2 separate regions of the Homo sapiens genome follow, and region 2 is linked to region 1. Evidence: read pairs that join two places in POLR2A ChIA-PET (ENCODE). Cell type or tissue: A673. All regions are shown on one strand. Each heading gives the region's core, and the rest is flanking DNA. Links, peaks and the distances in the headings are about the cores only. Region 1 has its middle 22 kb from the start of WDR75. Region 2 overlaps LOC105373791 (a long non-coding RNA gene).

Region 1 (5,394 bases), core at 266-5,265:
GGTACTTATTCCAGTCTTCATAGACTGAATTTGTCTAAGAATGCCTTCCAATAGTAAGCCTGTCCAGAGATTCTGGGCAGATCATCTGGTATGGCTGCTATTCTTGGGACCACCGTGGCCATTGCAGTCCTAGGGAGCATCATAAGCTTGGACTGCTATGGCTGGCACAATGCCAGGCTGGAATCTTGTGGTTACTGAAGCTGGTGTGGAGCTGGGATGTGCTAGAAATCCTTAGTCATAGAGGCTGGTACATTGCTAAGACTGTGAAGCCCACAGCTGCTGAGGTCTGCCTCCTGTCTGCCACTGAGATTTGTCCAAGGCCCAAGGCCACTGTAGATGGTCAGTGGTGATGCAGACTGCAGATTGAGTCTGTCTTGCAGGAGCTGTGGTTCCCACTTGGTCCCTGGGCAGTCATTGAGGCTAGGTCTGTGGGCACTGGCCTGGAGTCAGGGGCTGTGGGGGTCTGTGTGGTAGTGATTTTTACTGTGGTGGTCCCTGTGTTAGTGTCCATGGCAAATTCCTTTGCTTACTTCTCTCTCTTTCCCCCAAGCAGATGGTGGCTTTCACTGCACTGTGCTACCTGGGGTTGGGGAAGGGGTGCTGCAGGTAACATAAAACTATCTTTCCTACTCTCCTCAGTGTGTCTTTTCTTATTATTATTATGCTATAACCATGTACTGTGATCTCTCACCACCTTTCCTTAGCACTTGAGAAGGTAATTTCGTGCGTGGATAGTTGTTCAAATTAATGTTTTTTGTGGGGTGATGATTGTGTGGAGAGTCCTATTCTGCCATCTTACTCTTCCCTTTCCCTGCAAGTTATGTTTCGTAAGGTGAGGTTATTTGAGAGCAGGAGAGAGATAAGAAAGAAATATCCTAATTTAGTAGGTGTGTGGTGGGCCATGTGTTTATCTTTAAGTAAAGAGTATTAGTACTTTAAAAAAAATTGCAAGAAATAGAATGCTTATTGCCAAATTTAGCTTTTAAAATTATTCCTGGATTAGTGAGCTCATACAACTCTCTTTTTAAAATAAATTAATTTATTAGTATACTGATTATTCTACTGTTTCCTTTAGTATTAAACAATAGCATTATTTTAATCAGAATATTTCAAATATATTTAAATTAAAGACAAGAACAATGCTTTATAAGTGAACAATGTTTACGTGTAAAATGTTATTTTAGGTATCATTTGGTTGTAAGAAACAGAAATGTCCTTAATTGATGTTCTTAGTTGAAAGGTGGCGAGGACAAGAGATTTGGGAAATCTTATGGAAACAGACTGTAAAAAGTATAGTTGGGGCTGATGGAGGATGGGAACAGGAAAGCTCTAAGGAATAGTCTTTCTGCCTTTGGAGTAGGGTGGTCAGTCACTGCCTCTACTGAGGGTCTGATTTCATTCATCTATCTTTGTGGCTTCTCTGATTTCATTCTTTTAAATTTATATTTTATTTTAATACTAAAATATTGTATATTTTAGTGCAGACCTATTTATCTAATTTATACATATATAAATATACATATATTTGGGGGACATATACTAAAATTATTTTTAAAACTATTGGGATGCACAATTAATCGAGATTGGAGACTAGTTGCTTAAAATGATTGTGAATATGGAGAAAACTCCTGGCATCTATAATACAGTATTATTTTCATGCCTGTATTTTACAGCAAATTGGCTCTCCAAAATACTGTGGGACTTCACCAGATTCTTGATTACATGTCACTGATGTCTACTCTGGTTTTTTTCCTCATTCTTAAAATTTAATTATGTTTACTAAGTAATTCATAATTCATAAAATCTGAATTAAATCAGTTCTCCATTATCCATTAATACTTGGAATCATGGAATCATGAACTCAACATGCAGAATGGATGCACTGTTTGAAAATGAATTGTGTGACAGCATTAGCCAAAGTGAGAATTTCTAATATCTGTTTTTAAAGGTACTGGTAATTTTTCCTCCCTCCCTTCCTTCCTTCCTTCCTTCCTTCTCCCTCCCTCCCTCCCTTCCTTCCTTCCTTCCCTCTCTTTCTTATTCTCTTTCTTTTCCTCCTCTCATCTCCTCCTCCTCCTCTCTCCTCTCCTCCTCCTCTTCCTCCTCTCCTCTCCTCTCCTCTCACCTCTTTTCCTTTCCTTTCCTCTCCTCCCCTCTCCTTCTTCTCCTCCTCCTCTTCTCCTCTCCTCTCCTCTCCTCCTCCTCCTCCTCTCCTCTCACCTCTTTTCCTTTCCTTTCCTTTCCTCTCCTCTCCTCTCTTTTCTTTTCTTTTCTGTTTTTCTTCTTTTCTTGGTCTTGCTCTGTTGCCCAGGCTGAAGTGCAGTGGTAGGATCATAGCTCACTGCAGCCTCAAAGTCCTGGGGTCAGGCGATCCTCCTGCCTCAGTCTTTCCAGTAGCTAGGACTATAGACGTGTGCCACCACTCTTGGTTAATTAAAAAAAAAATTATTTTGTGGACATGGGGTCTTTCTCTGTTACCCAGGCTGATCTTGAATGCCTGACCTCAAGTGATCCTCCTCTCTTGGCCTCCCAAAGTACTGGGATTACAGTTGTGAGCACCGTACTTGGCCTAATTTTTTATTTTTATTTGACTTTCAACCTTAAAAATAAAACCAAGACCAATTTCCAGGCAGTTGTTGTGGTTCTACTTGTTTTGTAATATTGTGATGAATTTTAACATCTTGTTCCTAGATTGCCTAAAAAAATTGAAAACTAATGATTGTATTCTTTCCTGCATTAGTGACTTTTGTGTACGTGTAGAGTACATTGTTAATTGTTAAAATACTGTAATTAGCAATTTACAGGGCCAGGGATAAGAACTTGTACATTGGTAGACTAGGAGATAAATTCTAGATAGCAGAAATGAGGGACTAGAGAGATTATGAGAGAAAGAAAAGTCAATATAAGGGACATTATTGAGGTCATCTCATGAGCAAGTGGACTCAGTCCTACCCAGAACATTTAAAGAGCATGAAGATGCTTCTCAGAATCATCTTCCTGAGGATCAACAAGAGGATTTTCCTGATGGGCTCTGTGTATTGATTGTGGGTTACCCTTGGGGGTTTGGGTTTTGGTGGTAACTATTTGGCCTTCAGGTTCCTGTAACTATTACATTTGGATCACCCACTAAGTCATACTTTATCTGTATAGCCAAGAAATCCCTTGGTCTTATGAACAGAGGCCTAAATTTACTCCCCCAATTCCCAGACTTGGGTTATGGTCCTCTCTCATTTTCCATACTCAGGTGTATTCATTCTTAGAATTAAAGAGGGACTGAGTCTTGCTGAGGAAAGACCTAACCATAACATCAGATTACATGCTAGAGATCTTTCCCCTAGTCTTACCTAAAAGGATCAAGTGGCCATTTATCAGGATAATTGTGCTCTGGGAAAAGGAAGTACAAAGACTTCTCTGAGAATATTAATACTGGCTCTGAACTATTGATAATCTCTAAAGGCCTGCATAGCTACTATTTTCCATAAATCAGAGGAAAATGGACTTCGTGTCCATGTCTATCTTACAAGGGCCTAGTGACTCCACAAACCTGTTCTGTGGTTATTTTCTCAGTTCCTGAACTTATAGTTGGAATAGTATACTCAGCAAAAGCAGATATCCTATTTTAGCTCTTTTTTCCATGTAGGTCATGGTCACTGAGTTAGAAAAGACTAAGTGATAACTTTTGGAGCTCCTTCTCCTTTCCAAAATAATAAACCAAAGCCAAACTTCATCCTCAGGGAGGAGTCATAGATACTGGTGCCACCATTCAAGATTTTCTTATCATATCCCCATTAACTCATTATGCAGATGATAGAAAAGTTTCAGGAAATGACAGTGAAGATTACAAATTATTTGAGAAAACAAATTTTTATTAAAATGAAAATTTAAACAAATGGAAAGACATGTCATTTTTTTTCTTCTTTTACAAATTGTTTATCCATGTGTTTTCGCTGTTCATTATTGGTGAGTTCATAAATCAGTCATATACTTCATAATCTTTTAAGATAACTCTTCCTTTTGTACATTTTGAATTCTGTCCCACATGAATATATTACAAATTAAAAAAATAAATGAACAAGATTTCAATACAAATAAATATAAATTAAATAGCAAAGTCAGTATGTTGAAGAGGTATCTGCATTCCCATGATGATTGCAGCATTAATGATAATAGCTGACATATGGAATCAAAGTGTCCAACAATGAATGAAGAAAGTATTGTGTGTGTGCATATATATATACACATATATGTATGTGTATATATATATACACACACACACAATGGAACAATACTCAGCCATAAAAAGAATGAAATCCTGTCACTTGCAGCAACATGGATGGAACTGGAGGACATCACGTTAAATGAAATAAGCCAGACAAAGAAAGACAAATATCTCATATTCTCATCCATATGTGGGAATGAAAAAAAGTTGATATAGAAATAGTGAATAGAACATTTTATATTCTTGAATGGGAAGGTTATATATCATAAAAATATTAATCCCTCATCAAATTAATGTATAACTAAAATGCAGTTCCAATTAGAATTCCAACAGGGATTTATTTGTGTTTAAACAAAATAATCTGGAAATTTATATAGAAACATGAAAGCCATGGAATAGTCAACCAAATGTGAAAAAAAAAGAATAGTAAGGAAGACTTAACTTACCAGAAATCAAAACATGTCACAGTCACTATTATCCTAGAAAGAGACAAATTATCATTAAAATGGAATAATTAATATAGAAATAGATTCCAGAAATTTTATATATGACAAAGTTGGTAGATCAATTCTGTAAGAAATCATATTTAGTGATGCCGTAATATGTTGTACTATCTTAACTGATTAACAATTGCAATAAAATAAAAATAGACTTCTGTTTTAGTCCATAAATTCCAGATGGAATAATTAAGTAATCGCAACATCAAAACAATTGGAAATTTTCAAGGAAATCTAGAAGAACGTTTAAAATTTAGGGGAAAGATGACCTTATTCACCAAGGCTGGTAATCCTTATGCCATAAAAAATAGCTATGTATTTTTAACTTTATACAAATAAAAATCCTTTATGTAGCAAAAACACCATAAACAAATTAATAAGTGAACATATGAAAGATTTAGAAAAAAAATGTTTAAGCAGATGACAAAGGGTTTGTCTAATAATTTAAAAAGCTCTTATCTTATGCATTGAACAAAAGTCCCCTAAACAACCCAATAAAAAAAGACAAAGAATATTAGGAGAGCAAATTCAGTGGGCTACAAATGTGTTTTCAAAAGACATAGTCTAGAACAAAATACAGAAGTTTTGAAATAAAGTCAGGAAAAAATATAACAGATACTATAAAAGGATTTTTTTAAAAAATTTTATTATTGTTATACTTTAAGTTTTAGGGTACAT
Region 2 (5,394 bases), core at 126-5,125, 450 kb after region 1:
AGGAAAACTAGAACGAGACCAACCTCTTGTGTATCTTTATTTTAGATTGGAGAGTCACTGCTTGGGGGCGTGGGAGAAAAGTAACTGTTGAGAATGGTCATGAATATAAGCTTTTCTACTGGATCACAGTAGAGATGCTGGGGAAAGGCTGTTATATGCATCTTTCTGTCTTTCAGACATCTTTGTCCTGTACACAAAAAATATTTCCTGTGTTCAAACCAATTCAGAAACATAGTTTTTCTCATGATGTCTTTGTATCTACGTAGAATTCATATATCTATATTAGATTTCTCTCATTGTTTTAGGTGGTCTATAAAAGCTGAAATTTATTGAATTTCTTCATTAGATTTATTTTCCACTGTGAAAAATTAGAAATGTTATTTTTAAAATAATGCTTGTTATGCTTTATTTTAGGCATTATAAATAAAATTACTATTGTTCTAAAATTCTTAATTTGCTTAGCTATTCAAATAAAAGCCTTATACTCATGAGAAAAATTCATGATTGATGCACTCACTTAAGAAACATTAGCTGATGTTTTGCATATGGAAGGATTGTTGTATTTTAAGGTCTTCAGGAGAGACCTAGAGAATTCATTCTCCAGATATTCTGATTTACGATTCTTCACTACCTCGAATATGGAGGTTTTGCACTAGGATCCTTTGCATTCTGTGTCCCAGATCCTATTTTTCTACCTCCTGTCAAAGCATTTCCTAATACGGGGTCAAAGCATTTCTTAATACAGGGTCTGAACTAGGTGAAATGCATACACTTCTGAATCCTATTATGCCATCCAGGAACTGCTGTCCTCATTGTTATCTAGCCACACATTTCTTCCCATACTTCCCTGACTTCACTGATGTTAACCAGGACACATAAACATGTCATTTTGCTTTTTGGATTGCATTTGGAGCTTTAACACAAATCTAAATACCTGCACCAACTAAAGCACTGATTAATCTGGATCTCCTTTAACAAAGAGAGTGCCTGGAAAGATGAGGCAAAGCAAGGGTGTGGCAGATTATCAACCAAAAATTCAAATCTTTTCCAATTCAGTGGAAAGTGGAGCTTGAGAGAGATGCACAAGCACAGCTGTGATGAACTCAGTAGGCCAGTGAATGCCAGCAGCGCTTTCTACAACAGCACTAAGAAAATCAATTATCTCCACCATGGAAAACACATGGAACAGAAATGTTTCAATGTTTCTCTCTTTCCTCTCCCCTCCCCTTTGTTGTGCGGCTTTATGTGTGATTTTCTTTTTGAAGCCAGCAAGATGCTTTATTTTTAGGGACATTTTCTAGATTTCAAATCACTGTAAAGCCATTTAAAAACTACTTGTGATAATAGAACTACCAATACAACTGTAAAATACAATGCAGGTCTTCTTTATTATTCCCAGAGAGGTTGATCAGTTCACTCAGTTGATAAAGGTAAAACCACATTTGAAGAGTTGTGTTTCCTTTAAAAGAATTTGAACAAATACTAGTATGTGCATAGTAGAGCCAAAAATATGGTTGAAAAAGTCATGTTGTACTTGCAGGACTTAAACATATTTAACCATAGATATGTCCAGGATTGAGGCAAATTACACTGGCAGTGGGACATGATAGTCCAGTTTTTGAGTGATTATATGACCAAGTCTTCAAGACCCTTTTCTTTAATTTCCCCTTAGTCCCCAAGGTAGAGTTCATTGACCCCTTGTTTTTTTCTTATAGAACCATTTTAATAACCATTTCTTTTTAGCCTGGAAATTTCACTTTTGTACAAGATTTATATTTTCTTGACATTTAGTAAAATAAAGTTTTAGTAAAATTTAGTTAGGAAACACGAAGTATCTCAATTCCTATCTATTCTTTGTTATTAAACTTAAGGCTCTAAATTTTTATCTTTGTATTTTGCAACTGAAAAGTATCCCAAGAATGAACAGAAAGTTTAAAGAGGTTACATGACTCTCAAAATTACTCATTGGAATTGTAAATAACTAAAAATTTTCACTTTTGTACAAAATCCATATTTTCTTGACATTTAGTAAAGTAAAGTTCCAGTAAAATTTAGTTAGAAAAAACTGAGTATCTTGATTCCTACCTATTCTTTGCTATTAAAGCTAAGGCTCTGAATTTTTGTCTTTGTGTTTTGCAGCTGGGAAGTATCCCAAGATTGAACAGAAAGTTCAAAGAGGTTCCATGACCCTCAAAATAATTCATTGCAACTGGAACTGACTAGCACACTTTACAAATATTTTCACCATGCTTTCCACTAATCACTGATTGTGGTAAAGATATTTTTACGCAATTTAGAAGTGTGGTAAATACAAATCTGACACTTAATTTTGTATGTTTTCTAATGAGGCATTGTGAAAGGATGAAAAAAATGATAATGTTATGGAGTTAATGGCCAATTTACAAAAATTACCATTCTGATTTTTGTCTTGTCATTAATCTTTGAGTAATTTTCAGTATTGTATTTAAGTAAAAGTCCACTACTTTACACTTAATGAAGTACAATCTTAGGGCATGCAAAAGAGTTCACATATGTGTTTTTGTGTGTTTGCGTGTGTATATGTTTATATACCCCCCACATATATATGTATAATTAAATACGTATGTATATACTTTTAAAAGCTGACAAAAATTCAAGCAAGTAAAAATTTCTAGGAAACTTCCTTAATATACATGTAAGATAACTTGTATTTGTTATATCAATGTTGCTTCACATAAGTAGATAAGTAGCTATGAGTTTTTGCTTATGTAGACATAAACATGTCACCTGAAATCTTATTTAACATAACAGACTATTAATCATTGAAAGGGAAACTACTGGTAAGCCTCTACTTGAATTGTGAAACTTTCTGAAGTATTGTAAGCATGTTCTCTTGAACGAAGTTCTGATATACTTATATTTTAATTATAGCTTTATTTACTATCATAATTATTATTGTAATTATATTTGAAAATTCATAGGAAATTGAAATTCATCTCCTTACCTAATCTCATTCCTGAATAGTGTGATTACTTTATAAATTTACCACAGGGGTGACACAGAAACTGGGATGCCACATCGTGAAGCAGCTCAGGCGTTCCCTGTTGAGTCTTCAGTTAACTTAATCATTCTCAGGGTTGAAGCTCCACTCTGCAAATCCCACTAGACTCTCTATCAAATATAATTTGTCATCTGAGTCATCCTTAGGAATTTTCAGCAATATCCAACACAGCTGTAACAGCTCTTCAGATGTAGCCAATTCTGTGTAAAGATAAAAGGAAGGCCCAAATCACGATCTTCTGATAGATACATGAAATAGGTCAAAGCCAAACAGGGAATCTACATGCTTCAAATGGAGACTGATTTTTAATTCCTATCAATATCTTTTCTATTCAGATACACAATGGGGGCTCAGATTTAGGATCTTTGATTCCAAATAATTCTTAAGTACACAAAAATTGAAAGCCTCCTCATCAGGCTCCCTTGCCTAAAATAAACAGACATAAACAGACCTTTCTGTGTTTAACTTGCCATGACTATTAAATTGTCTACTAAATTGTCTAAAGCCTTCATTTTTGTCTGTACATTAAATCATGTTTAAAGAACTCTACATTTAGGTATGTTCTTGGTATATGTTCTTGGAGGAAGGAGGCCACAGCAAATAGTCTCCTTTCGTTCCCAAGGATTCAAGTGTTGCCCTCTGGAGTCTTGGCTTTCTTGTGGCAATGTCCGTTTTAGAAGCATTGTTTTGTATTTCTTTATGTACTTATTTTACTCCTCTTTGTAACCTTTTTTGTTTCCTACCCTCACCCACTTTTAAAAATCATGAACAGTAGTAAACACAGTCCCTTGTACATAATGAATACTGATCAATGTAACGAAGACTGACTGAATTAGGATGGCATTAAATAGTATTTAAAATATTACGTGTTTAATAATATAAGCATTTCTTAAAAAAATCAATATAGGACCCAGACCATGGATCAGTTTCTGCTCTTCACCTCTTTATTTTATAGATATCAGATATATTTCATAAAGTGATTAAGGTGAAACATATGACTCATGAAAATAAACTAGTCCAAGTAGAAAGTCTTCACATAAAAATTATGCCATATTGATTATTCAAAGTGCTAACCTTTGGATAATAATACTAAATAGATTAATATAATTTGATTTCTATTATTTCATGTCCAGCCACTCTCTCTATTTCTCAACCCAAACCCAGCAGGATACAAAACACTATTTTAGATAATTCTTGATATGCAATTCATCTTGATCCAAGAACTATCTTCTTAGTAAATCAAATGGCTCTTTTTTTTTTTTTTTTCCAATACCTACTCTACATTTCTGGGTTTCTATACCTTTGCATATACTGTCTTTCTGTCTAAAATGATTGTTCCTCATTCTGTATGTTCAAATCCTATTTTGAAGATTCTACCCAAAGATCAACTAATCTACAAAATCTTTCTGATCCTCCCTGTTAAAATCATTTTGCTCTTCTTCTAATTTACCTTACCTTTCCTATGCCTCTTAGTTTATTTTAATTTACATCTTTTTATGTCGTTTACTAGGCTGAAAGCTACTCCAGGGAAAAACTAAGGTTTATCTTTCATTTTATACTCCATCGTAGCTATTACATGGCCTTGTGCATAGTAGGAAATTAATAAGAATCAAATGGCGAATGATTTAAAATATGAAACACTTAATCCAGAAAAACACATTTGAAGTAATCTATTTCCTTTGTATCCTTTAGAACTCATGGTAATTTTCAATAAGTTAATTATTTCCAGTATTTCCATCACTCTTAAAAAAGAAGGTCACTCTTTCCAGCATAGGAAGTCTTTGGATTTATAATCGATTTAAAAAACTTCCAGATGTTATGAATTTATTTATAAAATAGAAAAAATAAACAATAGAACTAGTTAGGAAATAAATTGAAAGCAGTCAAACTCTGTGTTCACCACAAGTATTACAAGTCAGAGACCATTAGAAAAATTTATAAAATAGAAAGAAATACAGGTAATTTACCAAGGATCATGAAAGAGAATGACAGAAAAGCCAAAAGTTAATTTCAAAATGAATTGAAATAATTGAACTAGAAATGCATCATAATTTTAATTTATTTTTATTTTAGGGTAAAAAGAAAAAAAATGACATATAAATAAGCATCATGAAATTAAAATGCTTCAAAGAGGAATTATCACACTTTTTGTTTAAATTGTTTTCATTTTTCTTGACTCAATTTCCTTACAGTGAAATTTTTAAAAGGAAAAAACTGTGCAAAATGTCAAATAAAAAAAGAAAAAATACAAATCAAAATACTGAAAATTCCTTACCTTCCCACAAATACAGACACCCCACATGTAATGTAAGACAAATGTCTAAAGCTTTATATTTTATTGCTTGATTTATTAG

The links. Peaks named below come from ENCODE experiments on the same cell type or tissue, not always from the same donor. Only the 100,000 strongest peaks of a DNase experiment are listed, where the experiment ranks them.
Region 2: POLR2A ChIA-PET joins it to region 1 with 8 read pairs; 3 of 35 experiments call an interaction of 5 or more read pairs at or near these places.

What each region holds. Positions count from the first base shown.
Region 1 is chr2:189,416,686-189,422,079 of GRCh38, reverse strand. It overlaps a transcript of COL5A2 not described here. Among named protein-coding and RNA genes, the nearest start is that of WDR75, 22 kb to the left of the region's middle. In A673, for the core only: no CTCF peak of the experiment used is centred there; no DNase peak of the experiment used is centred there.
Region 2 is chr2:188,967,225-188,972,618 of GRCh38, reverse strand. LOC105373791 (a long non-coding RNA gene) reads left to right here. Exons shown (of 3, transcript XR_007087614.1): 2 at 2,140-2,272. Among named protein-coding and RNA genes, the nearest start is that of COL3A1, 4.5 kb to the left of the region's middle. In A673, for the core only: no CTCF peak of the experiment used is centred there; a DNase peak (open chromatin) is centred at 3,168.